Regions from separate parts of the Mus musculus genome. Here regions 1, 2, 3 and 4 are each linked to region 5. The links are chromatin loops, found by intact Hi-C in ENCODE. Cell type or tissue: heart. All regions are shown on one strand. Links, peaks and the distances in the headings refer to the core of each region. The heading gives the core; the rest is flanking DNA.

What was found. Peaks named below come from ENCODE experiments on the same cell type or tissue, not always from the same donor. Only the 100,000 strongest peaks of a DNase experiment are listed, where the experiment ranks them.
Region 1: a loop joins it to region 5, with 3 times the contacts of the local background. A loop is called at or near these places in 13 of 42 quality-filtered maps.
Region 2: a loop joins it to region 5, with 9 times the contacts of the local background. A loop is called at or near these places in 15 of 42 quality-filtered maps.
Region 3: a loop joins it to region 5, with 2.0 times the contacts of the local background. A loop is called at or near these places in 8 of 42 quality-filtered maps.
Region 4: a loop joins it to region 5, with 2.5 times the contacts of the local background. A loop is called at or near these places in 5 of 42 quality-filtered maps.

What each region holds. Positions count from the first base shown.
Region 1 is chr2:153,159,292-153,165,462 of GRCm38, reverse strand. Tm9sf4 (transmembrane 9 superfamily protein member 4) reads right to left here and starts at 4,162. Exons shown (of 18, transcript NM_133847.3): 1 at 3,892-4,162. The coding sequence starts at 3,906. In heart, for the core only: no CTCF peak of the experiment used is centred there; DNase peaks (open chromatin) are centred at 3,922 and 4,172; H3K4me3 peaks cover 2,123 bases; H3K27ac peaks cover 1,448 bases.
Region 2 is chr2:153,343,089-153,349,259 of GRCm38, reverse strand. It overlaps Asxl1 (additional sex combs like 1), which reads right to left and starts at 3,430. Exons shown (of 13, transcript NM_001039939.2): 1 at 2,870-3,430. The coding sequence starts at 2,926. It overlaps 2500004C02Rik (RIKEN cDNA 2500004C02 gene), which reads left to right and starts at 3,450. Exons shown (of 2, transcript NR_040318.1): 1 at 3,450-3,639. In heart, for the core only: no CTCF peak of the experiment used is centred there; DNase peaks (open chromatin) are centred at 2,819, 3,009 and 3,649; H3K4me3 peaks cover 3,922 bases; H3K27ac peaks cover 3,872 bases.
Region 3 is chr2:153,287,650-153,293,820 of GRCm38, reverse strand. Kif3b (kinesin family member 3B) reads right to left here and starts at 2,405. Exons shown (of 9, transcript NM_008444.4): 1 at 2,317-2,405. It overlaps Gm39961 (a long non-coding RNA gene), which reads left to right and starts at 2,395. Exons shown (of 3, transcript XR_866869.2): 1 at 2,395-2,682. In heart, for the core only: no CTCF peak of the experiment used is centred there; DNase peaks (open chromatin) are centred at 1,410 and 2,430; H3K4me3 peaks cover 1,924 bases; H3K27ac peaks cover 1,026 bases.
Region 4 is chr2:153,145,258-153,151,282 of GRCm38, reverse strand. Hck (hemopoietic cell kinase) reads right to left here. Exons shown (of 13, transcript NM_010407.4): 12 at 2,205-2,336; 13 at 1-336. The coding sequence ends at 134. Among named protein-coding and RNA genes, the nearest start is that of Tm9sf4, 13 kb to the left of the region's middle. In heart, for the core only: a CTCF peak has its summit at 3,363 (motif pointing left); a DNase peak (open chromatin) is centred at 3,402; H3K27me3 peaks cover 1,247 bases.
Region 5 is chr2:153,238,172-153,244,342 of GRCm38, reverse strand. It overlaps Plagl2 (pleiomorphic adenoma gene-like 2), which reads left to right and starts at 2,985. Exons shown (of 3, transcript NM_018807.5): 1 at 2,985-3,067. It overlaps Pofut1 (protein O-fucosyltransferase 1), which reads right to left and starts at 2,811. Exons shown (of 7, transcript NM_080463.3): 1 at 2,618-2,811; 2 at 584-705. The coding sequence starts at 2,756. In heart, for the core only: a CTCF peak has its summit at 2,744; a DNase peak (open chromatin) is centred at 2,902; H3K4me3 peaks cover 3,995 bases; H3K27ac peaks cover 2,853 bases.

The DNA.
Region 1 (6,171 bases), core at 832-5,831, 79 kb after region 5:
AACTGAGAAAAGGTAACTCCTCAGAGACACAGAAAAGCAGTGGCTACCAGAGGCTTGAGGGAGCGAAGCCTGGGAACGGCCAGGAGTGATTCTCAGGTCAGTAGGCTGATGAGAATGTTCTGGAATTAAACAGTGATCCTCTAAACACACCCAAAGCCACTCAGCTGTGTGCGTAAGAGAGCTCAGTGTTACAAGTCCTCACTGCTCCTGCAGAGGATCTGGGTTTGCGTCCCTGCACCCAGAAGGTGGCTCTCAACCCTCCGTGACTCCGGTTCTGATGACCTCTGGTTTCCTCAGGCACCGGCATGCACACAGTACACATATATGCATGCAGGCAAACACACATAAAATGTAAAAAGATATTTTATTAAGAAGGTGCAATTTTGTGGTATATGAATCATATTCATAGAGATAAAACCATAATAGAAGCTGATAGTGTGAGGAGATGATATAAGGGAAGTGGAGTATTATATGCCCATGAATGTACTCAATGGGCATTTCCCAAGTTCCATTAAAATACTGCCAAGAGTAGTTTTCTGTAATAAGATATGATGAGTCTGCTTCTCAACTCTGCCCAGCCAGATGAATTCTATGCTGTAACTTTATACAGTGCAGAATCCAGGGCAGAAGGCAAACTCCTGGCTTCCTTTTCCTATGGCCAGAGAAGTTGTACTCTGAAGATTCAGGAAACACTAACTGTGTGCTTAGTAGACCTGGGTAGCATTTGCACAACTCTTAGAGCCATTCATGAATGTAAGCGAGGGAGGGAAAAGCCCTTGCACTGCATACCCACAACTCTAACTTTCAAAGGAAAACAGCCTCCCCACATCACCAGCCTTTTCACACGGCCACCAAGTCCACTAGCTCAGTTCCTTTCTGTATGACTTGCCTCAGAAGTGGATCCACTCCAAATTAGATCTATATGCCCCACCCAAAATGGTTATGAAATAGCTTACATGTATGAGGGGGTGGGAACAGTACTCACTTCTGTGTAGTAATGTGCTTGGCACAAACTAAATTCATACCTACTTGTGACTCCACATACACCTCTGTACAAACTTGCTTCTGTGCCTTTTCACTGAACACGCAGTTTCTTGAGTGCCTTTTAAACTGGGCTCAGTATATAGCACATTCTCCATTCATGCTATCTATCTATCTACCTACCTACCTACCTACCTAAATTTCTCTACATAGTCCTAGCTCTCTGAACTATCTAGACCAGGCTAGCCTTGAACTCACAGAGATCCCTCAGCCTCCCAGGTGCCACATTCTCTATTTATTGAATTGAGTTAAATTGGTTTCCATGGGGCTGGAGAGATGGCTCAGTGGTTAAGAGCACTGACTGCTCTTCCAAAAGTCCTGAGTTCAATTCCCAGCAACCACATGGTGGCTCACAATCATCTGCAACGTGATCTGACGCCCTCTTCTGGTGTGTCTGAAGACAACTACAGTGTACCCATACACATAAACAAAAAATCTTTTTAAAAAACTGGTTTCTGCCGGGCGTGGTGGTGCACGCCTTTAATCCCAGCACTCAAGAGGCAGAGGCAGGTGGATTTCTGAGTTCGAGGCCAGCCTGGTCTACAAAGTGAGTTCCAGGACAGCCAGGGCTATAAAGAGAAACCCTGTCTCGAAAAACAAAAAAACAAAACAAAACAAAAAAAATTGGTTTCTATGGTCTATCTGCACATTAAGAACAAGCTGGCTCCCCTGATATGTTGTCCCAGTAGGGTAGGAGGAAGTGAAGCCAACCTAATAGAAAAATCTATTTCAAAATCCAGTACACAGATTGCTAACCGTGAGCTACACCATGCACCAATCACAAGCACACTTACTTCTAGCAAGTGCGGTTCTTATTTGTCTCTGGTTTCGTCCCTGATTGCTGTTTGCTACGCTACCCTTCCCCATGGTTCCGGTGTTAAAAGTCTTCTATAGATTCCTTAAACATGTCATTCAGCCATCACACTTGCCATTTTCTTTGCCTGGGACATTCTTTGCAAAGCTGGTTTGTTTGTTTGTGTTTTGTCTGTCAGTCCGTCCCAGCTATGATGCCCAGTTACTGCCAATCACCATCCCGTCACCTTGCTACCCTCACAGCATTTAGCAGCACCAGGCAGGTTTCCTGGAATGAGAGTGGGCCCACGAGGGTGGGACCATGACCCTCTGACAGTCATATACCTAGTTCCTGGCAGTCACTGGACATTCAAATATTTGCTGAATGAAGAAACGTACACCAGAAATACATATTGCTAACTTATAAACTCTTAAAAGCTCTGTACAGGGCAGGAATTTCCCTGTGCAGTGCTATAAATGCCACCTTACTAAACTCTCTATGAACAAGAAAGGGTGTGACTTCCTGGCTTCACATTCGCCTTATTCTGAATGTGATAAAGGAGAAAAAGGATTTCAACATCCCACTTTAGGGATTTACCCCTCTTCATGATTCATACTGAAGTCTGTGGCCACAGAAACCAGGGAAAGCTTTGAATCTGCTTTTCCCCTAAACAGAGCCAAATATCGAACTTAGGCTCCTGGGTACGCTCAAGCAAGTGCTCCACAAAAGGGGTTACAATCCGCAAAACCTTGAACATTTTTACCTGATTTCTGGGGTTATAAACAAGGAACCTAATTTAAAAAAAAAAAAAAAAAAGTCAGCCGTCTGCTAACAGGACAGACTCCTTTCATGAATTAACCTGGCCCTGTTTAGAGAAAACCAACATCAAATAACTTAAGCAAGAATTTTCCTTCAGTAGAGTCAAATGTCACAAGCTTTTTCTCTGAGTCTTTCTTGTCATTCACTACCACGATGGAATTAATTTTATCTTCTGAGGCAGCAATGTACAAGACCACCCAGGAAAATTCACTTTCGACTTTTGTTCTCATTTCTTGGCAAACAGAATTTGAGGTGAACTTCTCTTAGAAAATCTGACCTTCAAAAACTTAATTCTGTGGTTGATAAACAGAAGTCAGCTAGTGACTCATCCTTCAGGCACAGGTATATTACCTCCACTCTCATCCACAAAGAGACTTAATTCTAGTCAGCTTCATGATAGTGACCCTTTATCTGTAAGGAGCTGTGTGGAGTGGGAGGGGGATACAGACAGGCAGGGCCAGAGGTGTTTTTAAACGGTAACCCAGGGACCACCTCCATTATAAACACAGGACTGTTTGTGAGACTATAGATTCCTGAGCATGGCCTAAGGTATTGCAATCTTTGGGAGTGATGCTCAGGAAACTATTTAAACATGCCTCCCCACCAACAACCCAAGATCCCCGTGCACAGTGGGGTTTAAGAACCAATCGGATAAAAGCACTTTAGGAGAGACAGATTTTGACAGAAAAGGCAGGAGAAGGGCAGGGCCTGGGGATGGGATGATGGGCATGGGATGCCCTGGTACAGCAGCAATCAAGCGGGATGCGCTATGGGAACCGCTGAGGGTGCAGGTAAGGACAAGGCTCGGGCTGGTGCGAGCAAGGTGGCACCCGCAGACTGGTTAGGCTGATGGGTATGTGGAGAGCTGGGTATGAACGTGAGGAGGAGGAGCGAAGGCAGAAATAACGGGGGCCTCTCGGGAGGAGACAAAGCCTGGAGGGGAAGAAATGGGAAATAGGGGTGACAAGGGGCGGGAACGAAAGCTGAAATGAGAACCGTGAAGGCATGAGCCGAAGTCTTCCTTCCAAGCGGCACCTCCCCTAAAACTCCAGGCCCTGACAAGCCTAGATGCCATGCCAAGGCTAGAGAAAGGGACTTTGTAGAGGCCGACCCAGTCAAGGGTAACCCGAGCAGGGGTTCTGGAGGAGGCTGGGAACCAGGCATGGGGCGCTGGAAGGTCCTGGGCTATCCAGGGGGGCCCTGCTCCAGCTCCGGTTCCCGGAGTCTCCTTCACTCACCATCGCCGCCGCCATCTTGGATCCACGTGTCGGCGTGATGACGTCAGCGGAAGTGGTGCTTCTGTGGTTACGGAGTGTAGCTCCACTAAGGGGACTCCTGGCTTCAGATTCTTCTGTAGTCGCAGTAGTGAGGAGGTAAAAGAAGCTTAATTTCTCCTTGGCAGATTGGCCTTGGCAGTGAGGTCTCTGACTAGGTGAAGAGAACGTACGGTGTAACTATTGGAGCCATATTGACTTCTGGCAGACCCGCTCCTCCGCCTACTCCTTTTGCATTGTGGGTAATGGGGGTGTGTGGAAATAGGCGCGCTCCCTGGATGCTTTCTTTAGTATTGGCAGAAAGAGTCGTTGCCAGGGTTACCCGGGACCTTAATTGTGAAACGGAAAGCATGGTAAACCCTCTCTGACAGCTTCTGATTTAGAGTAATTTGTAATTATATGTTTAAATATTTATTTGACTATAATATAGTCTTACTAATCGGCCGTAATAACTATGAAGGTAGGACTCTGTCTTTCCCTTACACTGCGTTTTTGTCGTCAGTGAAATGGGGCAGAGATTTCTAGATTTTTTTTTTTTTTTTTTTTTTTTGGTTTTCCGAGACAGGCTGGCCTCGAACTCAGAAATCCGCCTGCCTCTGCCTCCCGAGTGCTGGGATTAAAGGCGTGCGCCACCACGCCCAGCTCTAGATTATTTTTATAATTGGCTTATGTTAAGTATCCACTGACACAATCATATAAAGTATTCAATAAATAATTGTCATTATATAACGTATGTACATTCCTTCACACATATGGTAGGTGTCCCAAACAATATGCTTTGTTAAATGAGTGAATGAAAAGCAGAACACTTAGTGAAAGGAGACATTTTTCAATGTGGACTTCTCCATTCTAACTGGCTTAATGTATGACTTGAAGCAAGTCACTTAACCATCTTAAACTTAACTTTCCAGTATTGACTTAAAAGGGTCTGGGGAGGACTCAAAGGATCATAATGGAGAAAGACTGTTTGGTTCATATATACCACTGTAAAGTGTACAAAGAGCCAGTGCGGTCTTCTTAGATGGATCCAAAAAGCTGTTAAGAGAGTAGTAATGAGTTCTGAGGATATAGTTAATTTAGCAGATAGCCTGCCTAATCTTTAGCACTGGGACTTGTAATCCCCAAACTCAGAAGGTCCAGCAAGAAGAGTTCATGGTTATCCTGGGACATGTGAGACCTTGCCTCAGTCATCATCGTTACTATCATCTTTATCATTATCCGTGTTCAGTGGCTCACACTGGTAATTTTTGCGCTCAGGATGCTGAGGAAGGAAGGCATGGTGAGTTCAAGACCATCCTGAGCCATAAAGAGAGCCACGGGCTAAACAGAAAACTCAGCATTGCTTAAGTACTGTGCCAAAACTGGTCTTAAGATTTTTAGTTATCTCTTCTGCACCTTGGCAAGGAACAGCTGAGCTCTGACCACCACTGTGGTCAGTACTGATTACTACCGTGGTGGATTTTTTTCTGCATAAATGTCTACTAACAAGCCTCTCCTTCTTGCATGTTATGAGCATACTGGTTCTCCTGTCAAAAGGTGAATTTTTTTCTCTTGTTGAATGCTGGGGTTAAGTTACTTGCTTTGACCAAATAGAGTGAATTATAAGTGTCTTCCACTTCTGTGTCTAGGCTGTAAGAGGCTTGAAGCTTCTCCTTCCTCCCAAGGATATAAATATGGCTGGGTGTCCTGCTGCATAGACAGGTCTATGTCATTCCTCACAGAGTTCTAGAAACCCCACCTGACAGTTACACATATAAAGGAAATAAGTTTGTGCAGTTCAAACCTAGCAAGCTACTAACTAAATATAGAACATGTGAATATCCTTATTGATATTTGGAACAAAAGAACTACTTGGTTGAGCCTAGTTGATTTAGTATTGGGTTGGATTGTTATGAGTGCTGAAAAACAAACCCATAAATGCCTGGGACCAACACACCATCCCAAAGAGCAGATATATTCCCAAGAGGCACAGAGCTAGAGAAGCAGGATGGATTTACTAGATAGTCTTGTAGTAATTCTGAATTGCAGACTTGTGGCCAGTTCTACTGCAACTTAAGTCCTGGAAGTTTCTTACCACTATGTCTGGTTAAAGAGTAATACTGATGGGGCTGGAGACATGACTCAGCAGTTAAGACCATTGGAAGATCCTCTTCTAGAATATCAGAGTTTGAGTCCCAGCATCAACATGGCTGCGCACAACAGTCTGTAACTCCAATTTCCAGGGGGTTTGATGCCCTCTTATGG
Region 2 (6,171 bases), core at 763-5,762, 100 kb before region 5:
ATAAGAATGTTCAGTCATGGGCTGGAGAGATGGCTCAGCGGTTAAGAGCACCGACTGCTCTTCCGAAGGTCCTGAGTTCAAATCCCAGCAACCACATGGTGGCTCACAACCAACCGTAACGAGATCTGCCGTCCTCTTCTGGTGCATCTGAAGACAGCTACAGTGTACTTAGGTACTTATAAATAAATAAATAAATAAATATAAATACATCTTAAAAAAAAAAAAGAATGTTCAGACATGAATCAGAGCAAAAACAAAGCATGCAATGTAGCATTTCTCAAAAGCCAGAGAAATCTATTTAAGTGTAGTACACAATTTAAAAGAAAATCTCCTTGGCTGTTTCTCCCAAATTGTTCCTAACAAGATGGCATATTTATTCCACATCTCTACTTCCGATAGCTAGAAATGCCATGCACTCTGTAAGGCATCTGAGAGAAGAATGTCCACTTCTTAAATCTAACAACTGCAAAAACCCATCTGCAGGAGTCGGCTACTCTGCTAGAATTCTCCAGAATCCTGTAAGCTTTCCTACGTCAAAATGGCATATATAAGGTTATTATCTACTCCCCAATTTGAGCAAGGCCAAGAGCGATTAGAAACCCCCACCTGACAAGCACATGAGTCGCCATAACATGTGATCTAATTTCAACTGTCCAAAAGCAGTTACCAATAGTAACCTTGTGGCAAAACTGACTGCATTGCCATTGTAGCTCACTGCTTGCCAGGTGTTCCTTTATGAAGTAAAAGCAAAAACTCCCAGCACTCAGTGTAGCGGGACTTTTTCTTTTTAATGGGAAGACGACTTTGCACTCCCCCATCCACCCCCACAAAAAGCACAGAAAATTCTAAAATACAAAGCACATAAAAGATATGCAAAATTGCATACCATGTTCCCACAAGTCCTCTTTCAAATGTACAACTACACCACAAAGAAATTCCTGTTCAGATTACTATTTTTAACTGAAGAGCCACAGTAGAAAAAGAGAAATAACTTCAGATAATTGAGCTTGAAGGTGAGCCAATGATAAAATAGAAATAGCAACCTTAACCTTGGAATTCAAACCACAGTAAATTTAAGAACTTAAAGAGGCTTAAAATAACAGTGGATTCCAAACTGCCAGAGCCTTTCAATTAATAAGAGCCCAAAGAGCTTTGAGAGGAGAAGATTTCAGAGCTGTCAGGACATAAATAACACAGGATCTGAAGGTACTTTCACCTACCTCTAACAAGTAGGGTTCTGGCAAGCAAATATTCCTTGGGTGCCCAGAGTCATAAACACCTGCACACAGAAACTTAGAACTTCAATGGTCAAGATCCAACAACTTCCATGATAAAATAAAAAAACCTACATTTTAGCTTTCTCCTAAGCTCCTTCAGACTTAAATTTATTAAGAGAAGCATGAAGAAATCATTAAGTTCCAAAAATCATAAATACTAGGCAAAGTTCTAGTTTTGATTGAATCACAGAAGGAAAAATACACCACCTCGGAGTTTCAATTTTCATATGCCAAGCAAAAAATAAACTACATCTTTCACACAAACAATCCCTGTTTCTGTTCCCAGGGTAACAGGAGAAGAGCGATGATCAGGAATACCAGTGGAAATTCTCTGGTAGCTCAAACAGCCATGGGTAAATGAATAACCGGCTTTCACAGACTCTAAAAAAAAAAAGGGTTCACTCTAGATCTTTATCAACCTCCAACACTTTTGAGGCAGACAGAACTCACTTTCCAGTAAAAGGAACGGCTAGAAGAAAGCTGAGCTTCACTCCACCATTAAAACTAAATTATAACAATTACATATAAAATACAGGGCGTCAACACAAAAGCAGGATGCACCCATAACCCTGCACTGTGGCAGTCTGAGGAAGTGACATCTCCGAGAAAAGTATAAACCATTAGAATTGTCACCAGCAACATTTCATAAGAACATGCCTCCGGTCTTTTGGCTTTGTATTTTGAGTCCAAAAGAAAGCTATCGCACAAGTCTACTGAAGCTTGGGAAACAGAAAAGCCACAAATCCTCTGGGCAGGTAGCGAGCTCAAAAACCTATTTACTTTTTTTTTTTTTTAACTAAACCCTCAGAAGGGAAGCCTCAAACAGATACACATTCTTGGCAAAGTGTATTCTGCTCCTCTGCAAACTGCCTACCCCCCATTGTAGTCACAGGGCTCAGTGTGATTTAAATATTCGAGGGTCACCGGCATAACAATCGCTTAAGCAGCTGCCTAAAGTACTGTTTCTCAGAGGAATCTCGAGTTCAGTGTGTTTAAAATGAGCCCTAGTGCCAATGTTTGAAACAAAGTCCCCAGGTATGCTCCCACCGGGCACTCTAGTAGTTTGAGAACCACTACTCAGGGTTCACATCGGTCCTTAGCGACTGCTTTCCGACACACACCTGGTTTAAATTGCCAACGCTCTAAATGCTTCTCGCGTCCTTGAAACCAGGGGCACTTTTCCCACCCCTACGGTGTCTTAGTGACCCACACACCTCTGCCCACGAAGAAGTCCGGGGAAGCACTTCCGACCTTTCCCGGAAACCTAACTCCCCGCAGAAGAATAAACGGGCGCTTTCCCCGGGACCCCCCGCTGCTGCTGCCAACGTGGGGGGAGGGGAGACTGGCGCCCGGGCGCTCGGAGGGGGGAGGAGCCGCTTGCCAGCTCGCCCCTCCGCAGGAATTCAAGGGGTGGGGGGATGCAGAGAAAAGGCGTCCCAGCCTCCTCGGGCCCGGGACCTCGGGAGCTCCACACCCGGGCGGCCCCGCCCCCTGCTGCGGTGGGCAGGGCCTCGCCCCTCCCCCGCCCGGGGAGCCGCGCGGAGCCCACCCCCTACGCCCCCCGCCGCGGCCCCCCGGGCAGCTCGGCTCACCAGGCGCGCGGCCTCGGCCCACGTGCGCTCCTTCTTCCTCTTCTGTTTGTCCTTCATCCTCCTCCTCCGCGGCGGCGGTGGCGGCTCCACGCGGGTCCTTCGGGCGGGGCGGACTGGGGCGGTGGCGGCGCGGGGCTGGGGCGGAGGCGGCGGCAGCGGCGGGGGGCGCGTGGCGGCGGCGGCGCGTGCGAGGGCTCGGGTGCGGCCGGAGAGGGCGGGCGCACCGGGACTGGCTAGAGCGAGACCCCGGCGCGAGGGTGGCGCTGGGGGGAGGGGCGGCGGCGGCTCCACGCGCCCGCGCTGCGTCAGTCGCCCACGGTGGCAGCGGCAGCGGCAGCCCCGCGATGGCTAAGGAATGCGGCGGCTCCGCATAACCACGGGGTCAGAGGTCACGGCTCCGGCCTCCGCGTTCCCGCGCTGCTGGGAAACCCAAGAGCGAACTAGTGGCGGGCGGGCCCGGATGGCGAGACGCGGCTTTCCTTTCGACGCTCGGATGCGTGCGTGTCTGCCGTGGGTATGTGTGTGTATGTGTGTGCCCGCGTGTGTGTGAGAGAGAAGAGTGAGGAGGGGGAGTGTGGGTTTTTTTTTTTTTTTTTTGAACAAAAACAAACCGAAAGGGTGGCTGGGATTTGTAGTCCTCACTGGCTTCCTGGCCTACCCCTCTCCGGAAGAAAATGGCTGCCTCAAGTGCTTGGACCACATTTCCCGGAGTGCCCCGGGCTCCTGTTTTCCGCCCACTTTCTTCCGTACCCCGCTGCGCTCCAAGCACGGTAAAGAAGGGGGCGGGAAGTCGGTCAGAAAAAGATGGGGCGGGGTCTCGCGAGGTTCGGGAACTAGCGGAGGCCTGAGGGTTTCTGGGAGGTGGTGCTGGGAAGGGGCGGTGGCTGGACTCCCCCCTGGCCGCGCGCGCGGTTAACCCGTTCAAAGCTTTTTTTTGATTCTGGTGGCGGGTCCAGTGCGGTTTCGGATCTGGAGTTGGTAGTCTGCTACCCTGCTTCCACTGCACCATCCCCCACCGCATACACAGTTCTCTTCTGGACTTCTGGTGGGTGACAAAAAGCAGGACTTTTCTTTTTGGCCCACCCTTAAATGAGTCAACTGGCGCATAGTAATAAGCAAAGAGACACTCATATCAGTAAAACGGTTATTGCACGATTGACCGACTTAGGTGATTAACCCATTTCCTCTTGTAATACCTCTGTGTGTTTGCAGAGAATGCACCTGCAGTTTCCAGCAGCGTTGCCGCCAGGTGAATTTGATGATCCGATAGTAGGTAAACACTGAAGGTCCATCCACAGAAATCTAAATGCACCTGAGTGTATATTTAGACGCAGTTGCCCGGAGAGAGGTCAAGTCCTAATGTCAGCCAACCTAGATTTAGAATCCTAGTTGTGACTCCTTGACTACTCCTAACCCCGCTGAGCCTGTTTGATCAATGTTAGCATAGTATCCCACAACCTTGATGGGGTACAAATTAGCATGAAGTATCTAGAAGATGGGAGAGAATGTGGAAGATCCTGATATTAGGCTCATGTAATTTGGCTTCTGCTGTAGAATAAATGAGAGCTGTTATTACTACACAGTGGGCAATGGAGCCTCTGTTCCTTGATTGCAGTGACAGGATGATAAGGTTTGAAGCACCCAGAACATTATTTTTCTGTGTTTGTTGGCCCAAAGTACAGAAACATCTCTACAGTCTTGAACTGGATTGATGGCCAGGTTTTACAGTTTTTGAAAGGTTTATGTGGGTAAAAAAACACCCTGTACTCTTGTGGTGTTAGTACACAGGCAGCCAGTGCTGAGACGAAGAAATCACCCAGCAGTCCAACCCTTGTACCTAAAGGACTCAGCGGTCCTTATTAGTGCTCACCCAAGACTCAAATTCAATAAACAGAAACACTCTTCTCATTTCATCCCAAAAGCGAGGGGAGAACTACATCTAAAATTATTTTATTGTTATTGTTTTTGACATTTTAGGTTTTGTTTTTGAGACAGACACCTGACTGGCCTGGAACTCACTGTGTAGACCAGGTTAGCTCTGGACTCAGATCCACCTGCCACTGCCTTCCAAGTGCTGGGATTAAATTAGGTGTATATTAGGACTCTGTTGGTGGGGAGAGAGTTGAACTGAGGACCTCCCACAATCCCTGAGCATATCCTAACACCATTTCACTATTTTTTTATTTTGAAACAAAAACTCACAATATGGACAGGCTGGCGTCAATGGGCTTCTATTGTCTTACCTCTGCCTCCCATTAATACATGTGAGATTAAAATGCATGCCCCACTAACCCTGGCCTTTGGTAGTTTTGCTTATAGTTTTTCAATCTGCAGCTGAGACAATCACCTCTGAGAGGATAGTGGTTCAGATGTTTTGAATTGATCCATAGCTCCAACAAAGCCACACACTTGGAAGGGTTGAATAGGGAAGACTGTAAAATGCAGGCTTTGTGTTTTGTTGTGTTGGGACTTGGGCTCAAGATGCATGGTAGATGCTTTACCACTGTCCTACCTTTCAAGCCCTTTATGTTTTGGGACAAGTTCTTATTAAGTATTGCAGGTTGGCTTGACCCATGGGTGGGGACCCAGAACTCCATTACACTCATTGGAAAAAGGAGCTTTGCAGATCAATTTTAGACCTTAGGAAGATCATCCTAGACTTCTGAGTGGGCCACGTGGGTCCCAGAAAGTATAGGTGTTTTGGAAATGTGAAGCAATTCAGTTTGCTGTTACTGGCTTTGAAGTAGCAGAAAGCAAAGGAATGTAAGCAGCATCAGGACTAAACCTGCCAACAGCAGTGAGGAATTAGGGACCTTAGTCATTCAACCCAGTGGAGCTGAACTCTGACAGTGCAGATGAACTCAGAAACAAGAGTTTCCAGAAAAGAAAATACATACCTTGACTTCAGCCTCAGATTAGAGCAGGGAACCACTGAAACCCACTCAGTATGTGGACTCCTGGCCCAGGAAGCAACAGGCTTTTCTCAGTGTGCTTTAAGCTCCTATTGCTTTAACTTGTTACAGCCAATAAAGCCCAATGCAAACATTGTGTCAGACCTTTTCAGTTTGTATCAGCAAGCAGTTGCCTAGTTTTCACAAGTGGTACAGGCTGTGGGAAGATCACATGAATATTTCAAGATCTCTACCCTTGGAGAATCAAATTAGTGACAATAGCCTCATTAAGCATGAAGAGAAAGTAGTACTTCCAGAGGTCTGTATAAGGTACGTGTTGGAAATGGGTGAGACAGCTCATGTCTAATTTCATCACTTGGGAGATGAAAGCAGGAAGATTTTAAGCTCAAA
Region 3 (6,171 bases), core at 527-5,526, 50 kb before region 5:
GGACTACTGAGTGCTCAGTCTAAAGGGGGGCATTTCACCCCCTTCAAGGTTCAGAGAGCATCACAGAAGAGGGGATAGAAAGAATGTAAGAGGCAGAAGAGGGGAGTGGCGTGTGGAATGCTGCCTCTGGGTAGGACATGCTGTGGCCCTGTGAACTCTTAGCAGCTGTGCCTATCTGTACAGAAGTCTATGAGACTGAGCCCATCAATATTTAGTCACAGAAGCGGGCAGGGCTTCATAAGGCCCCGCTCGTCTCTGAGGACTTACAGACAGTCCATGGTGACTGAGAAAGAGGCACTTCTTCAGCCATGGAAACACTAGTAAGTTACTTGTGCTCTTATAAATAAATCCTCATGTGTGTTCCCATAAGCCATCCTAATTAGACTGGCTGGGTCATCAAAGAGGGGAGCTGTGGAAGGGGAGACAATGTGGGAAGAGAGGGTATCAGCAGGAGTAGGAAGGTGATGGAGGTAAGTATGATCAAAACACACACATACACACGAATTTAAACATCACATGGGGCAGGGGAGACGGCTCAGCAGGGAAAGCACTGGCCACACAGGCCTGACAACCTGAGTCTACGGAGTTTGATCCCCAAGGCCCACCGAAAGGTGGAAGGAGTCAACTCCACAAAGCCGACTTCTCACCTCCACACACCACAGCACAGGCTGGCACTCACACACACACAAACTACAGTAATGGTATTTTTAAAAAGTCAGTCAAATTTATCAGATAAAATTAATATATGCTAGGAACAAACTAAAACATGCAGAGCTTTTTTTTTCTGAGATCTTGTTTCCATGCCACTGGGAGAACAACTTCTAGCCAAAGCAATTAGAAGCAACCCAAAATACCCTTGTGGCCTTCTAGCAGTTACTGTTGAGAAAGCAGAGGCATCAGGGAGCGGGGAGTAAAATGCCGTCCAGCTCCATCACACCTTAAGCCTCAGTCTTAGGCAAGCCGTTCACTTTTCTCAGGCACAGGTTCCTCATCTACAAGAGCGGGTGACATCACCAGCTGCCTGACACTGTCTGTGAAGACTAAATGAGATAATACGCCTCAAAAAACTTCTTAAGCATCAAGTTGCTCTAAGCACTTCTCAGAAGAGATAAATACCCCTATTCTTGTTATGAATATACCGGGTGACAGGCATGGCACAAGTACAGAACCTTTTAAGAGGTCAGTAACTTCCCCCCTCTGAGCAGACTACAAAGTAAAACTGTGGGTGGGGAATGGCCAGGGTGTCTAGAATACCCATATGCACTAGCAAGCTACACACCTAAGTCCTTCTGGTTCCAAGTCATCTTCCCCTTCTTGGAAGGCTCCATCCCATTAGTGATAAGTAGTACTTAACCACGTGTTTTGTGGAGGGGGAGGGGCTCAACAGGACCCACCCCTACACGAGGATTTATGGGCAGTTAACGGTTGCTAGGGGGAGGGGCTCACAACACAGCCACCCATTCCTGAGGTGTTGTGTCCCCACCACCACCACACCCCCAAACCTAACACCTCACATGAGTTATTGGTGATTGAGGGAGTAGCAGGCATTTTCTTCTGTAGTGTAGCCACGGGCAAAACGCCCATGCTCCTCAAAAGAACCTAATTTTTGTAAACTGCGCTAGGGCATGGAATTAGAAGGGACTAAAAAGTGAAGGGAAAGGGTCAGTGGGAGGGGAGCACGAATAAAATAAATTATACACACGGATGAAACGTCATCATGAAACCCGTTATATGCAATTAACATGTTTTGTTTTGTTTTTTTAAGCATCATGTCCCAAGCTACTCCAGACGCCCTGCTTCCCACGAAGGGCAATCCCATGATCTGATTTACAGATGAGAAGACTCAACGCCACGCTATGCAGCCTCAAACTCAAGCACTCAGACTTCAAACAGTTCTCTTGGTCTCCACATAGAGTATCCTGGCCGTTCACCCTCTTCCCACTTGGAGCCCTTTCATATACAAGTCTCCTCGGCAAGTGTCAAGACCCCAATGGGCAGACAGGTCTGCTGCTGCCAGAGAAGGCAAGGGGTTTGTCCAAGGTCACACAGCGAGCCAGGCACCGCCCTGAGGCTCGGACCTCAGGTTCTTGCTTCCTGAGCTGCCTTTCCAGCCAGGGCCTGGGACTGTGGCCCCGGACCGGCCGTGAGGAGCGAGCACGGGCGGCCGAGACTGGGGGGTCGTACCGGCCGCGCCCGAGAAAAAGCCGGGTGGTCAGAGATACCACAGAGGCCGGACAAAGGATGCTGCGGCTCGCAGAGCAACGACATCGGGATAATGCTGGGCGCCCCGCGGTGACCCCAGCATCTCGAACTCACCTGCGGCCGCAGCCGAGAGCGGGCGGCGGCGGCGAACCCGGGGCTCAGCCATTCCCAGCTGCCCCGGATGGGGAGAGACCGCGGCGCTCACTTCCTTAGCAACCCGGCTCGGCGACCCACTTCCTTAGCAACCGCGTCAATTTCAATAACTTTATTGGGCCTCCGAAGCGAGGAGCTCGCCGAGGGGCGGAACCCGGAGTGCAGCGGCGTTTTCCAGGTTCCCAGCGCGCGGACACTCTGACCCTCCTAGGCACCCGGACTCGGTCCTCTGGTCTCGGGTGCCTCAGTTTCTCCGTTTGTGAAACAGAGCCCAGTATCTTGGTCACACTACGCGCTTTCATCCTCCCCTTCTGAAAGCTCTTTCAGGTCAGTTCTCTGATCTGGGTCTCAGATTAGTATTGAGTGGCTCCCAATTAAGGCCACCCAGGGATGAAGGAAAATCTGTCCTGCCTGTCACTTTCATTTGGCCATCGAGTCCCACAGTCTGCCTTTCATATATTCCTGCTTTTCTCCACTTTTTTAAAGAACAGCACCACAAGCAAGGCCAGGCCACCTGTCATCTTTAGACTCGACTGCAATTCTTGTTCTCTGTTAATAGAGTATAAGGCCTGACCATCCATTCCCGGCGAGGTGACCTGAATAATAATTTAAAACCTGAAGCACATCCCTGCAAGGCATCCTTGGAGTCCCACTATTCTTACCATCAACTCAAAAAACTTTGGTTGAGCTTGATGGCTCATGACTATAGTTCTAGCACTCGGGAAATGGAGGCAGGAGGATGAACAGCTCAAGACCATGCTTGGGTACAGAGCAAGTTCCGAACTACACAGCGAGACTCTGTCCCTCAGTATCAAAAATAAATACACATAATTGTAGGGAAAAGATGCTACCCTCTGATGGCTCAGTGGGTAAACGCGTTTGACGGCTTGAGGTAGATTCCAGGGACCCACCCGGCAGGAGAGAAACAACTTAGGTTGTCCTCTGACTTCAGCACATGCAAACCAGCTGGGCTGGGAGTGCATGGTTGGCATCTCGACTAGATAGTCTGAACAATAATTTGAAAACCGGAATCACATCAAGTCATCCTCCCTGCATAGCATCTTTGGAGTCCGGCTACCCTTCCATCAAAGCAAAAAGCACTCTGGAAGGAGGAGTGGGCAGATCTCTGAGTTGGAGGCCAATGTGGTCTACAGAGCAAGTCTAGGAGAGCTGGAGCTACACACAAAGAAAAAAAAAAGATACCTACCAAACTGACGCAAAGTAAAGTTTACCTGTATTGGTTACAAACACATTATGTGTTGTTTACAAGAACATAATGCAATATATGTGTTTATGTTTCATCTCTTCTGTATCTCTTGGTAGTTTCTAGGGCTAATAATTGCCAAAATTTTCTCTCATTTTCATTAGTTCTTTTAGTTGCTCTTTGTACCCTCTCCCATTCTGGGCTGTTGTGTTTTGTTTTGTTTTAAGATTTATTTATTTATTGCATATAAACACACTATAGCTGTCTTCAGACACACCAGAAGAAGGCATCTGATCCAATTACAGATGTTTGTGAGTCACCATGTGGTTGCTGGGAATTGAACTCAGGACCTCTGGAAGAGCAGTCAGTGCTCTTAACCGCTGAGCCATCTCTCCAGCCCCTGGGCTGTCCTTAAATTCACTAGGAAAACAAAAATAACCTGGAACTTCTGATCCTCCTGCCTAAGTTCTGACATCACAGGCACATTGCACCACGTGACATTTACGTGGTGCTGGAGACAGAACCCAGGGCCTCCCAGACGGGTGTTTTGTTGTTGTTATTGGTAGTGGTGGTTTTGTTTGTTTGCTTTCTTGCATTTTCCCGAGGCAGTGTTCTCAGTGTAGCCCTGGCTGTCCTGGAATTCACTCTTTAGTCCAGGCTGGCCTTGAACTCAGATATCTGCTTGCCTCTGCCTCTTCTGTATTAGTTATTTTTCTGTTGCTCTGATGAAGCCCCATGCCAATGCATTTTATAGAAGAAAGCATTTTTGGGGGGGATTTTCACTCCCAGCACTGGGATCACAAGTACGTGCTACGACATGGCTTTAAATTGTTTTTAAACTTCTTTACCATTTTACGTGTATGAATGTTTGCCTGCATGTACGCATGTGCACCTCGTGAGTGTCTGGTTCCTGAGGTGGTAAGAAGAAGGCATCATATTCATTGGAACTGGACTTACACACAGCCAGTTGTGAACTGCCCTTTGGGTGCTGGGAATTGAACCCTGGTCCTCTGCAAAAGCAGTCAGTGCTCTCAACGACTGAGCCAACTCCCCAGCCCCCAATGTGGCCTTTTAATCTGGGTGCTGGGGGTTGAACTCAGGTCCTCATGCTTGAGTAACGAACTCACTCAGCTGTTACCCTCGACCACTATGGCTGGCTTTACTATGACTTGGTTTAGACAGGGTCTCACCATATAGAACTTACTATGTAGACCTGGTTGTCCTCCAATTCATATAGATCTACCTGTATCTGTCTCCTAAATGCTGAGGTTAAAGGTGTGTGCCAGGGCTTCTGGCCTTTATTATGATCCTGCCTACAGGAAGGAACTTGTAATGAACTTCCTACAGAGTTGACCGATAGCATGGCCTGGTTCCCCAAGGCATGGCAAAAGCACCAAGTTTCCCTTCTTCTCTGACATTCTAGAACAGTGCTGTTCGGCAGCCTGTGGCTGTGGTAGAAATGATCTGTATTGGCACCGTCCAATATGGCTGCCCTAGCCACATGTAACTGCTCTGTTTCCAAAATGACACCAGGGCTACCAAGCAACCAAGTCATGTTTACGTAGTTTTGGTTAATTTGTGTTTGAGTTGTCACCTGTGGCTACTGGCTACCATACTGCACAGAATAGTTCCAGACTATCCAACAAAGACTTCAGGTATACACAATTTGGGGCCTGAGTTCCAATTCTGTCCTTTATCCAGCAGGTGACCCAATGCAAATCATTCTTTGAACTCAAATTACCCACCTGCAAAATATATATTTGACACTGTCCAGGTTTGTCATAAAGATGAAGTACAATATGGAGTCTGATATATATGTCTCTCATCCCAGCACTTGGTAGGTGGCAGAAACAGAGAGATTAGGAGTTCAAGTCTAGCTTGAACTACAGAATGAGTGTAGTGCACTTGCTGGGCATCCCTAGGTCCTGGATTCCAATCTCTAACTCATGGAAGGAAAAATAAAACCTATTACATAGGCCCATGGTGTCCTAAGGCTGCAGTAACTGCCAATGAGAGGAGCCCTGCCGGTAAGAGGGCTCAGTGTCCTTTGAAATTTGATGCTATTTGAGGAAGAGGGCTGGAAAGGGGTGGTATAAAAAGACTAAAGAAATAGGAATTATTTATTGGATGGTAAAGAGGTGGTATTCCTGAGCCCCTTTCAAGAGGAAATAAGATGCTGAGCTTGGATGGAGGCCAAATACATGAGACATGCTTAATGGTTGTCACTTGGCGAGGTGCCCAGGTTCAGCATGGATGAGCCCGCGTGACCCAAGAGAGGCTCAGAAGACTAGGGATGGAGCTAATGGCTTCTAAATTCACATCTTTGATGTTTCTGAAGTAAGCCAGACAAGGGTCGGAAGGTAATTGCTTCCTCCTCAGGCACTTAACGGATATGCGACCTTGATCATGTTAGTCCACCTTTCTGGTCCTCATTCCTCCCCTTTTTCTCCCCAACCTCTGCCCCCAGTGCTGGGATGTAACCCACAGCCTTGAGATTCTCAGGGACGCTCTACACGGAGCTAAAGCTCCAACCCCGTGGCTTCCTTGAAGGGCTCCTGTGAGGATTCGCTGAAGGGTTAATAAGCATGAAACCCAAAAGTAGGGCACAGTAA
Region 4 (6,025 bases), core at 1,026-6,025, 93 kb after region 5:
AAGAGATTGTGAAGTCCTCCCACCCACTCAACAGCTGCAGTGTGTGTGGTGTGGTGTCTGAGAGTGGGCCCAGCAAGTTGGGCGTGTCAAGGCACTGATGGGGCTTCTGGCTCTGCTCATGTCCTTACTGCTGTCAAGGCTGCTGCTGATACTGGCTCTCAGTGGCCGTGTAGAAGTCATCCAGCACACTCTGGATGTATTCAAAGGTGGGCCGTTCCTCGGGGCGGTTCTTCCAGCAGCGGATCATGATATTGTAGAGCTCTTCTGGACAGTTATCTGGTCGAGGCATACGGTACCCATGCTCTAGTGCCCGAATCACCTCTGGGTTTGACATACCTGAAAAAGAGGAGTGAAATTAAATGTGTGTGTGTGTGTGTGTGTGTGTGTGTGTGTGTGTGTGTGTGTTAGGGAGGGGTAGCAAATGGAGCTGCAGTTATCATCTAACTGTGTGAGGAAGGGACAGAAACTAACTGTCCAATTGCTAAGTTTGTCCAGCCATCAAGACATGCCAGACCTCTTTTGTTGTTGTTGTTTTTGTTTTTGAGACAGGGTTTCTCTTTGTAGCATTGGTTGTCCTGGAACTCAGTCTGTAGACCAGGCTGGCCTCAAATTCAAACTGAAGAGATTCGCCTGCCTTTGCCTCCTGGGTGCTGGAGTTAAAGGCATGCACCATCAGTATCTGGCAATGCCAGACCTCTTAAGGTGGCAGAACATTAACCAGCCTACTGTTTCTGCATATCTTGGTCTGTTGTTTTATCTATCTATCCGTTTGTTTGTATTTATTTTTGAGACAGGGTCTTACTACGTAGCTCTGGCCATCCTAGAACTCACTGTGTAGGCCAGCTGGTCTCAAACTCACTGAGATCCACCTGCCTTTTCTTCTGCCAGAACCAAGGGTGCAGGCTACTATGCCTGCCTGGATTTTACTAGTGTACCCGCCCCCCCAAAGCCAGATTCAAGGTCACTCTGAACACCATCATTTCCTTATTCTAAGTTTACATCTGTTATCTCTAAAAACAACAATGAAATAACTATGGTTACCAACTTTACTTTTATTTTTAGTATTTTTTAAACTTCTGTGATTAGGGCTGAAGAGATGGGTCAGTGATTAAGAGCAAAAACAAGAAACTTTAAATATCTTAGTTGGACGGCCATCCTCTCTAGTGAATCACCCCAAATTTCCACAGCTTCTTCACTATCAGGACAGCCAGCCTTGGCTCTCTTTGCTTCTTTTGAAATGTGGCTCAGTTCATCAGCTTATTTCTGTTGTCTATGCCAACACCTGTCCCGCTGCCCATGTGCCAACACCTGTCCCAGCTGCCCATGTGCCAACACCTGGCCCAGGTACCCATGTGCCACCACCTGCCCCAGCTGCCCATGTGCTACCACCTGCCCCAGGTACCCATGTGCCACCACCTGCCCCAGCTGCCCGTGTGCCACCTTGATCACATACTTTCACCCATTCTCATGGAACTGAGGCCTGCCCCTCAGATTTATTTATTTATTTGTATTTTATGTGTATGAGTGTTCTTCCTCCATGTATATGTGTGCATATATACACCATGTGTATACGGGTGTCCTCATAGGCCATCACAGGACATCAGATCCCCTGGGACTAGAATGAGATAGTTGTGAGTTACCACATCGGTGCTAGGAACTGGACCCTCATCCTCTGGGAGAGCAAGTACTCTTAACCTCTGATCCACCTCTCCAGCCTCAAGTATACATCTCTTAAAAGTAGAGATCATCCAGGTGTGATGCTGTAGACCTTTCGTCCCAGCACTTGGGAGGCAGAGGCAGAGGCAGAGGCAGAGGCAGATGGGTTTCTGGGACTTCAAGGACAGCCTGGTCTGCATATCAAACTCCAGGCTAGCCAGAGCTACAGAGTAAGAGTTTGTCTCAAAAAAAAAAAAAAAAAGTTGACTTCTTCTCAGCCTCATGCTACTTCTCCAGATCTTCCCATCCACCTCCTGCTCAAATAGCTGAACTTCGATTGCTTGAGTGCAGTAAGGTGTGGGAAAGAGGAGATAGCCAGCCAACCCCTTACACTAGCGGAGGGATGGTGGAGGGCAGTACCTCTGATATGAGAAAGGTGGAGAGGGACTGGGGGAAGATCAAGAGCTGAGTGTAATAGACATACTGACGAGATGGGCCATTGCCAGGTTGGGCTGGAGACACCCCTAAGCCCATGTCCCTTTTCCTACCTGGGTAAGGGATCCGGCCATAGGTGACAATTTCCATCAGCAGGATACCAAAGGACCAGACATCTGACTTGATGGTGAAGGAACCAAAGTTGATGGCTTCAGGAGCTGTCCACTTGATGGGGAACTTGGCTCCTGCAGGGTTGAGCAGAGCAGAGTCACGGTGAGACTGAGGAGCAATGAGGGCTGGGGCTCTGCTAGGGTGAGGGGAATCATGCCCTCTACAAATAGCGATTTCCTTGCAATGTGTTACCCATGTTACCAAGGGACATTTGTCTTGAGGACAGACACTGGATCAAAGAGGAGTGGATATAATGTGGGAGCTCACTCTGGGGGCTACATCCTTGATTCAGTTGCTGCCTGTTAAATGTTAACGCTGATAAGTGGAGACCCAGAGGTCTTTGGGGATAAGTGATCTCCGGGGGGCTTGAGTCTAGGTCACAGCTGATACCTCACCCCATCCACTCCCCAGCTATGGCGTGCAGGAGAGGACTTCAGCTGTCGTCTGAGGTTTGCCCTAGTCAGAGTGTCCCTTCCTTCCTATTCTTCCCTTCCTCCCTCTAGAATGGATTTGATGAGCAGTCTGTGGGTGTTTGTCTTAATTAAAGTATAATTGGTGAACATGGTCTATAGGATATATAACTGCCCCTTGATTCAGGATTACGATACACTCACTGTAAGGCAAAATGCAGAAGTCAAAAATGCCTCGAACACTTAGTTACTGAACACTGTAGTTCAGCAACTGCATATCATGGCTTCTTTTTTTGTTTCTTCTGGTGATCTCTTGGCTAAATCAGAGCTGTAGCTCACTGCCCTGGCTCAGCATCATGAGGGAGGACAGTATATTAATAGACATGGAAAGAGATCAAAATCCAAAGGGAGAGCATATTCATGCATTCATTCACTCAGTCACTCACTCAGTCACTCAGTCACTCACTCACTCACTCATTTTTATGAGACAGGCTCTCAATTCACTACATAGCCTAGATAGGATGGCCTTGATTTCCTGGTCTTTCTGCCCACTTCCCTAGTGTCTAGACTGGAGGCATGTACCACCATGCCCACCTTTGTATCATTTCTTCTCAATGCAACTATGTCTGTACCATCAGAACACTGGAGATAAATGACCAGGCTCTCAATCACTCTCTGCTGCCACCTCCTGTCCATGCCTTATCACGGCAGGCAGAAAACAGGCTGAGTGCTGAGGGGCAGGAACAGCAGTTGCCAAACTGCAGGGCTGTAGGGCGGAAGGAGCTAGAAGGCTGCAAGCAGTTCCATTTCAAAGACTTCAGTGGGACATTTGGTTTCATGGCTAGAGAGGCTAGACCACCGTCTCCAGTGGCTTAATGTCCATAAGGCACATATCCCCCTAAACAGCCATAAGCCTGGGAGCCTTTCAGAGCTGGACATAAACCTGACTGGCTTCATCACAAAAGTAGCAGCACCAGAGGAAGGCCAGTCCTAGGGATGCCTGAGGACACTTAGCCCTGGACTCTTGCTCCACTCCAAACTGCCATGTTGACTCTGTTGTTGCCTCCACTTAGGGTTGGATCCTAAGTGGAAAGATGCCAGTGTCACTGCTGACACTAGCAATGGAGGCTTTCCCCCTGTGCTACTCTCTTAATGTGAGGCCCCTGTCACATGATGCTAATTTGAATTCATGCTCCCTGTCTTTTCAACTTCCTGGCAGTGGTGATGACACATCAGCTCGGCCGGGTCTGTTTTGTTCCCTAATTCACTTTTCTTGTTACTGTGGTAGAAGATGGTTAAAGTCCCAGCGCAGGCCTGAGCACCTAAAGCTAGCCCCTTTGTATGATGAAAATGCTAGTGCTTTTAGGTGTCCCATAAAGCTATTTTTAAAACCATATACCAAGCAACCGCTAAGTTAAGAGACCATCTGCATGTTCTTTGGAATTCGGCGACGCTTGTATTATGGCCGAGTAAGTGATTAAGTATTGACAAGTCTCAACCCTAAAGGAAATATCCACATCTCTCTCACACACACACACACCCTTCCCAGGCTCAGAGATCATCCAGAAAGAGGCAGTAGAGAGATTGTAAAGCCATAGACAGTGGAGGAATGCTGTAAAAGAGGATTTTCTGGATGACAGGACCATAACACACCAGACCTCGAAGAAGCTATGTCTGCCTGCACAAAACCAGCACAAGATCAACTGGACAAAATCCCAGCAGAGATGAGAAGTTGGCCTCTGAAGTCCCACCCCTAGCTGAGCAGTTGTGGCTGCTAGGGGTGGGAGTGTCAGTTTTTGTCAGGGTTTGAGGACGCCTCCAGCAGGAGTCAGTGCTTTCCTTCCACTACATGGATCCTGGGGCTTGAACTCAGGACCTCAAGCTTGGCAGCAGGCACTTTCACTCAGCCAATTTGCCACTCCTTTTCTTTTAAAAAACTGGTCCTGAAATGACTTATTTTACATGTAGGGGCATTTTGCCTGCATATATGTATGTGTACCACATGCATGTCTGGTGCCCTCAGCATCCAAAAGAGGGTATTGGAACCATGGAACTAGGATTAGATGATTGGGAGCCGACATATGAGTGCCAGGACCCAGGTCCTCTGCAAGAGCAGCAAGTGCTCTTAACCACAGAGCCATCTCTCCAGACTCTCCTTTCCTTTTGAGAGACAGGGTCTCCATATCCCGGGTTGGCTCCATGGTATCCTCCTGCATGCTGCGATTCACAGCCCAACTCTAAGTCAGCCATTTTCTTTATGTCATACTTCTCTTTTATGTGGTACTAAGGCTCAAACCCAGATCTTGAGCATGCCTGGTAGGCACTCTGCCACCAAGCCACATCCTCAGCCACATCTAGAGAGTTCTCTCCATATCCCACTTATTCTTTACAGATTTAGATTATATATCCAACTTTTCATTTTATTTTTTTGTACCTAGTTTAAACATCAAATCATAACATATCCAATGGTGTGTGTGTGTGTGTGTGTGTGTGTGTGTGTGTGTGTGTGTGTGTGTGTTACTGGAGACTGAGTCTAGTACCATACACATGTCAGGCAAGTGTTCTGCCACAGAACCACAGCCCCTTTACTTTTTATTTTGAGACAGGGTCAGTAACTACCCTGGCAGACCTTGAACTTGTGATATGTCTCCAGAGTAGCCTACATTACAAGCCTGCACTTCTAGACCCAGCTAAAGTATACAGATGCTTAAGGTCTGACTTTGATGATCTGTAGCTAAGTAGCCCCTTCAGAAGGCTCCTTCCAGCTATTCTGAGGCAGTACCTCCCTGCTTCAGCTAGCACTCCCCCCACCTCCCTTCACAGCTTTGTTGGTATAAGTGAATTTTACAGCTTTAATGATATATAATGCACAAGCCATAAAATCCACACATTTAAAGTGTATGCTCCAATGATTTTTTTTTTAAAGACAGGGTTTCTCTGTGTAGCCCTGTCCAGGCTGTCCTGGAACTCACCCTGCAGACCAGACTGGCTTTGAATGCAGTGCTGGGAATAAAGGCGCAGCCACCACAGCTCCTGACGACTTTCATAATAGCGGAAGAATTGTGAATTGCACAATGTTTCATCACATGTTATCCAGCCCCATCCCTGGCGCTCAGAACCCCTTTCTTGAGTCTCCCACCCAGCCCTTGGCAACCCCTGCGCCATTCTGGGAATTTCATTTCAAGGGTAACAGATATTGGTGCCTGGCCTCTACTTAGCATGCTCCCAGGGTTTCCAACAGTTGTCTCTGTTCTGTCACAGACACAGACACTATTCCGTGGTATGGATGCCCACATGTTCTCCCTCTGGTCATCAGCTGATGGGCATCAGTTACAGTGTTTAAGTCTGGGGCG
Region 5 (6,171 bases), core at 595-5,594:
CATGGTGGCTCACAACCATCCGTAACAAAATCTAATGCCCTCTTGAAGTATCTGAGGACAAACACAGTGTACTTACATATAATAAATAAATAAATCTTTAAAAAAAAAAAAAAAAAAGCCGGGCGTGGTGGCGCACGCCTTTAATCCCAGCACTTGGGAGGCAGAGGCAGGCGGATTTCTGAGTTCGAGGCCAGCCTGGTCTACAAAGTGAGTGCCAGGTCAGCCAGGGCTACACAGAGAAACCCTGTCTCGAAAAAGCAAAAAAAAAAAAAAAAAAAAAAAAGATCTACTACCCACAGGCTGTGCAGTCTTTGGCAAGTTACCTAAGTTACCTCTCCTCTCTAGACCTTGGTTTCCTCGAGGATTAGCTATAGGAAAGATGAGCTAACCCTCATCTAGCGTTCAGACAATGCGGGGTACATGACAGGTGTTCGGTTAAAAAAAAAAAAAGCTAGTTATTGCTATTTCTAGGTAGAGAAGAGGACAACAGCAGATTGGAAGAAAACCCAGAGGCCTTGGAGTCAAGCAAGTCTGCAAGTGTGGGGAAGGATGGGCAAGGGTCTAGGTCAGCAGAAATACTCACGTTGGTGAAAGGAGGCTTGTGATGTTGGTATTCAATCCATGGAGGTACAGCCAAGGTGCGGTTCAGCAGCTTCGCAAATGCCAGGGAGCCCAAGAAGTGATCAGCCTGGTTCCCAAAGCGCCCTGGAAATGGTACATTGTGGGTAGAGTGGCCTGGGGCCTAATGGCATGGTGTACGAAGGGCTCAGCAAAGATGTGCATTCAAGACTGGGGAAGGCCAAGGAACAGTGAGCTAGCAACACTGGCACAGGAGAGAAAGTCCAGACTTCCAGGTTTGACATCTGAGGGCCTGTAGGTCCTGGTCCTTCTGCCACTGCCCCACCAGAGTCCATGCTGTTTCTCAAACATGTTATAATCATCCCCACTCTACCTGCCATCTTTGCCAGCAGTGTCCTCAGACCTGTCTCCACTCACTTGTACATGAAGGTGACCCTGATGCTTCATTTGCTAAGACACTTTTAAACAACTCCTATCCATTTCCTTTACTCTCAGCACGGCATTGAGGTTTGTTTTGTTTTGTTTTTTGAGACAGGATCTATATAGTCCTGGAACTTGTTCTGTAGACCAGTCTGTCATTGAACTTGTAACAATCTTCCTGCATGTTACCTCCACCTCTTACATGCTAGAATTACAGCTGTGAATCAGATTATGTATTTATGTGCTGGGTATTTAACCTAGTATCTCTGACATGCTGGGTAAATGCTTTACCATTTAGCTATAAACACTTCAGTCATTTATATGTCTGCTTTCATTTTCCAGCTTTTTGTATTGGCTGTCTATGCAGGCTGTGAATGCTTTAAACACAAAGGTCTATCTGGTTTTTGTTTGTTTTGTTTTGCCAGAGTCTCACTATGTAGCCCTGGCTACTCTGGAATTCTCTATGTGATCAGGTTGGCCTTAAACTCACAGAAATCCACCTGCCTCTGGCTTCTAGTGCTGAGATTAAAGTTGTATGCAAGCACATTTGGCTATCATCAATATGGCAGCCATTCATCCATTCCAGAAACACTGCAAGGCTGAAATGTGCCAGGTACTGTGCTAGATGTTATAATATAAAATCAGAAGGATAAGGTTTCTGTCCTCAAGGCATTCCATTCTAATTCAGGTTAGGAGACACTAAACATGAAAACAAATTCCTTATGGTATATTTTGATGATTGCAAGGGAAAAAATGAAAAGGTTTGGTGACAGGGAGACTCAGGAAATGACAAGTAGAGAGGTCAATGGAGTCCTCTTTGGTGACACGTATGTTGAGACTTCAAGGATGAGAAAGAGTTAGCAGAAATTATAGGAAGGTACTCCGAGAAGAATAGCTCATAGACCTTTATGTCTGTAAGCAATAGAAAGCCGGTTACTATGGCTGTAGCCAGAGGGCCATGGGAGAAGGGGTGTGGAGAAGAGTGGAGCCAATCTTGCAAGGTCAGGCCATCAGATGATGGCCATGGTCAGGAATGCAAGCTACTCAAGGATTGAGAGAAGGGATGGATTATATAATGATGATCCACGACTGCATTTAAGTTGCATCCCTCCGCTGGTTCTTAGGAGTCCTTGGTTATCTTTTATTACCCCAGTTTGAATCATCTTGTACAAATTCTGCACGCACTTAAAAACTTTTTATTGTCTGTCTTCCTAAAATGAAGAATCCTATGAGATTTATCTGTTTCATTCACCACCAGCACAGACAACAGCGCCTGGGACATTAAAAAAAAGGGGGGGGGGCATATAAATTCTTTGCTGAATGAATGCAAGAATTGCCACGAGACAGTGCGGGCAGGTCTTGTCCTACAAACTCCATCTACTGATCTGAGACTGATTAGACCTCGAGTGAGTCACTTAACTTCTCCCATCTGTCGAATGGCAAGTTGAACACCAATGGGTCCTCTGTACCCAGGCAAGTAGGGCAGGGAAGAACACAGGCCCTGCCCCTCTCTGGTGTTCTCCTCTGGACCTGAGAAGTCTCCGGGCGCCTCAGAGAAGTGGCTCCGCCTCCTCCGCCTCAGTTTCTCCGTTTAAGCAGAGGGTTCCGGAGGCCTTACCCATGCAGGGACAGTAGAGCAGGTAACCGGCCAGGTCCCAGGAGCCCGCTGACCGCCCGCGGAGCGGCAGCAACAGCAGCAGAAGCAGGAAAGACGCCCGCAGCAGCAGGTGTGGCGGTGCCCACGCGGCGGCGCCCATGTCGACGGCAGAGCCCCAGAGTGCCACGGCCCGGAGGCGGGGAGGGGGTGGGAGGGAAGAAGAGGCGCGAGTGGCCGCCCCGCTCCCAGTGCTCCCCGCGCGCCGCCCGCGCGCCGGCTGGGCCTCTCTAGCCCGCGGGCGGGCGGGACCATAGAGAGCCCGCGGCACCGCCCCCTCCACGACCCGAGCGCCCGCTCGCGCGGCTCCCACAATGCACCGCACAATGGCCCGACCGCCGCCACTACCGGGGCCTGAGCGGGCCTGGCGGAGCCCGAGCGCGGCCCGGCCCGCAGCGCGGGGTCCCGAGCGCAGTGAGTGCCGGCGAGGGTCCTGGGGGATGGTGGGGAGCGGGGCGGGAGGCCGTCGCGCTGCGCCCACACGCCCGGCTCTCGGAGCGGCGGCGCCCCTCACTTCGGGCCGCCCAGCGCGGTCGCCCACACCCCTGAGTAGGGGCCCCCTTTGCTCTAGCCGGGCCCCCGATAGGCCCCGTAGTGACGAAAACGTTCCCCGGACCTCAGACCTGTGCCCAGGGGACCGGAACAAGCCTTTCAGGCTCCCTCCATTCCTAGACCTGGAAACTCAGCCTGAGGGTCCCCTAGTCTGGACCCCCCAGACTCCCTGGAGACCCAGATAACACGCAGCTAACCTTCCTCGGGATCGCGGTCTGGGGGGCATAGATAAGCTGCACCTGTTCCCACCCTCGGACACGCCTACCCCGACCCACATAACCTTCCTTTTCCTGCTCCAAATAGTCTGCTCTAAGCTCTTTCGTTTTCCAGACTTTCATAAACCTGCTTTCAGGCTTTTCTGCAGTACCTCGGGCCGAAGAACCCAAAATAAAGCCCTAGCTGAAGTTCCCTTCCCAGTGATCATATTGTGGAAAGTTTAGGCATTTTCCTTCGGGAGGGTCCCATTTCTACACCCGTTTGAAATTCAGAGAACTCGCTCTTTCGACCTTTAGAATCTCCCTACCTCTTCCCCCCATGGGGTCTCTTAGAGACTCAAATAACGTGCTCGTAATTCTTTACCGTGCATGCTTGCTCTTCCCACCCCAGATCCTATTAGACTTTTTAGACTTACTATTGAATTCCCGTCTCTTGTCTCCACTCTTTACATCCACCTTCCAATTGTGGGGAGAATTTAACATTTCACACTACAAAATAGGGTAGTCTCTCCGCTGGCCTAAGGGCCAGACTTCCTACAACTTCAGCCCCATGCTTCAGTCCAGCTTGGAACAGATCGGGGTCGCGGGGGGGGGGGGGGGAGGGGGCGGTGGCGCGGTGGCGGGCCGCGTTCCTGGCCGTGTTGGGAGTTGGGGCTTTCACCTGCAAGCATACCGACTCCTGGCTTGTGTGTTTTTCCACCTGTCAGCCTGGGGCTGTGATAAGTCTGGCCTTGGGTTTCTAACCCTCTCCTCTTGGGGGAAAGGCTGCTAAGTTGCGGAGGGGTGGTAGGTGAAAATGAGGCCCGAGTGAGTTGCAGCCATTTGCTCCAGGCCTCCCCAGGGCTGGGAGGCAGCGGGAATCTGAGGAAATAGGGAATCAAAGGGACTCCAAAGAGGCCCATCTACACTGACAGAAGAACTACCAGCCCGAGAGTAAATCCTACCCCTGTTAATCCTGTTTGATGTTTCTTGGAATGATGCAAGTCACTGAGACTCTCAGGCCTCCCTGTAATTTAATTCTCCCACCATTCCGGGGTGTTGTGTGTGTGCGCGCGCGCGCTGGCCTTGGGAAGTGGGCAGCTCTTCCCATTCCTCCGTTCCTTCTTACTGTTTTCCAGCCAGCCAGAATGCTTTTGGATTGGTTTCTGATGTCCAGGTCAAGGCCTGTTTTGTTTTCTTTTCCCCTTTAATGCTATTTATAATTTCCCAGTTGCTATTTTAAGTTCTTTTGAGGGTAGATTCCACCTCCAAGAACCTTTCTGGGTGTGTTTCCTCCTAGGCAGGTGTTGAATTGAGTTCTTCAGAGCCCCAAGTAGCTCTTGGGCAGGAGGGATAAAAGCTATTTTAGGGTAGTCACTGAAGTGGAGCTGTTAATCCTCTGTGGGTCTCTTTAGTTAAGAACACTCAGAGATTAACCCTTTCTTTGCTGCAAAGCGAACCGGCTAGCTTAACAGTATTTGATGGGAGAGTTGGGAAAACTGGACTGTGGCAGCAGAAGGTGTGAACATGCAACTCAGTATAAAGACCAAGATAATAGCTTTCTTTTGCTGGGTACTTAGAGTAGGCCAAACCCATTGCTGAGCTTTTTGCATACCTGACTAAAATAATCCTTACAACCAGACTGTGAGGTAAGTATTTTTAGCTTTACAGATGAGGAAACAGGCTAATAATGGAGAAAGAACGCAGTTTCTATAGAGATGATGTAACACCATAAAAACTATAGTTTCATCAGAGGGCAACCTACATCACAGCACTACAGACGACAGACAGGAGCTTCCAAAGGCCATACGGTGTATTGAGCAAGCACTTTTACTTTGGGTATGGAGCTATAATAGAAGACGGTGTAGTAAAGTGGCCATCCTGGCAAAAGAAAATTCTGGCCCAGGAGGTAAAGGGCTTGTGTTTGTACTGAGGGTTAGCAGTGAGGGAAAAGAGGAAGGCTGAGTTCTGAGATGTTGGGAAGGGAAGGAAACTGACTTTGAGGCATGAGAAGTAACACTAAGAGGGAAAAAGAAGTTATACTTAGCACTGTGAAGAGGGGCAGCAGAGATGTGGCCCTCATGGATTCTGCATGTTCACATTTTATGTCACTCTCAATGGTACCTTTTCGCTTCGTCCTCTAGAAAACATTTATTTACAAGTTAAGAGAATGAATCTCGTTTAGAAATTGAGAAGAGTGAGGTTCAGAGAAATGAAGTAACCTGCCTGTGGTTTCACAGCCAGTGAGTGGTGGCTCTTTTGATAGCAAGTCCAAGGTTCTTTCCCTGCTGCCTCCCCTCAGATCAGATGCCAGAAGATTCCAGGGCTGAGAATACACTGAGTTATACCAGTAACTGGGAGGGATTGTGTTTGTTTTATGGAAACAGGTTCTGTCAGCTTCTCCATAGCTACGGCTAGAGTGTGAGACCAGAAGAACAGCTTTGAAAGAGAAGCAAAATTCTTTCACAGTTTTGACAAGAAGTCTGAAGGAATAGTTCTGATTGTATGAGTCAAATCCAGGAGGTTTTCTGGATCAAAGAAGTATGCAGACAAAGGACACAAAGTGAGAGTAGATCCCTGAAAGGTTCCTAGGTAACACCAGCAACTGTGGCTGCTCAGCAGCCTGCTGGCCACTGATTGTAGGTAAAGATCTTGCTGTGCTTTTTCAGAGGCCAACAGGAGTAGGATGAAGGTGGTGGCTCTTTTCTTTTAAAGCCATAGCCTCGTTAATGCTGATCAAGAGCACATGGTGCTGGCCTTCCTCCTCTGGTT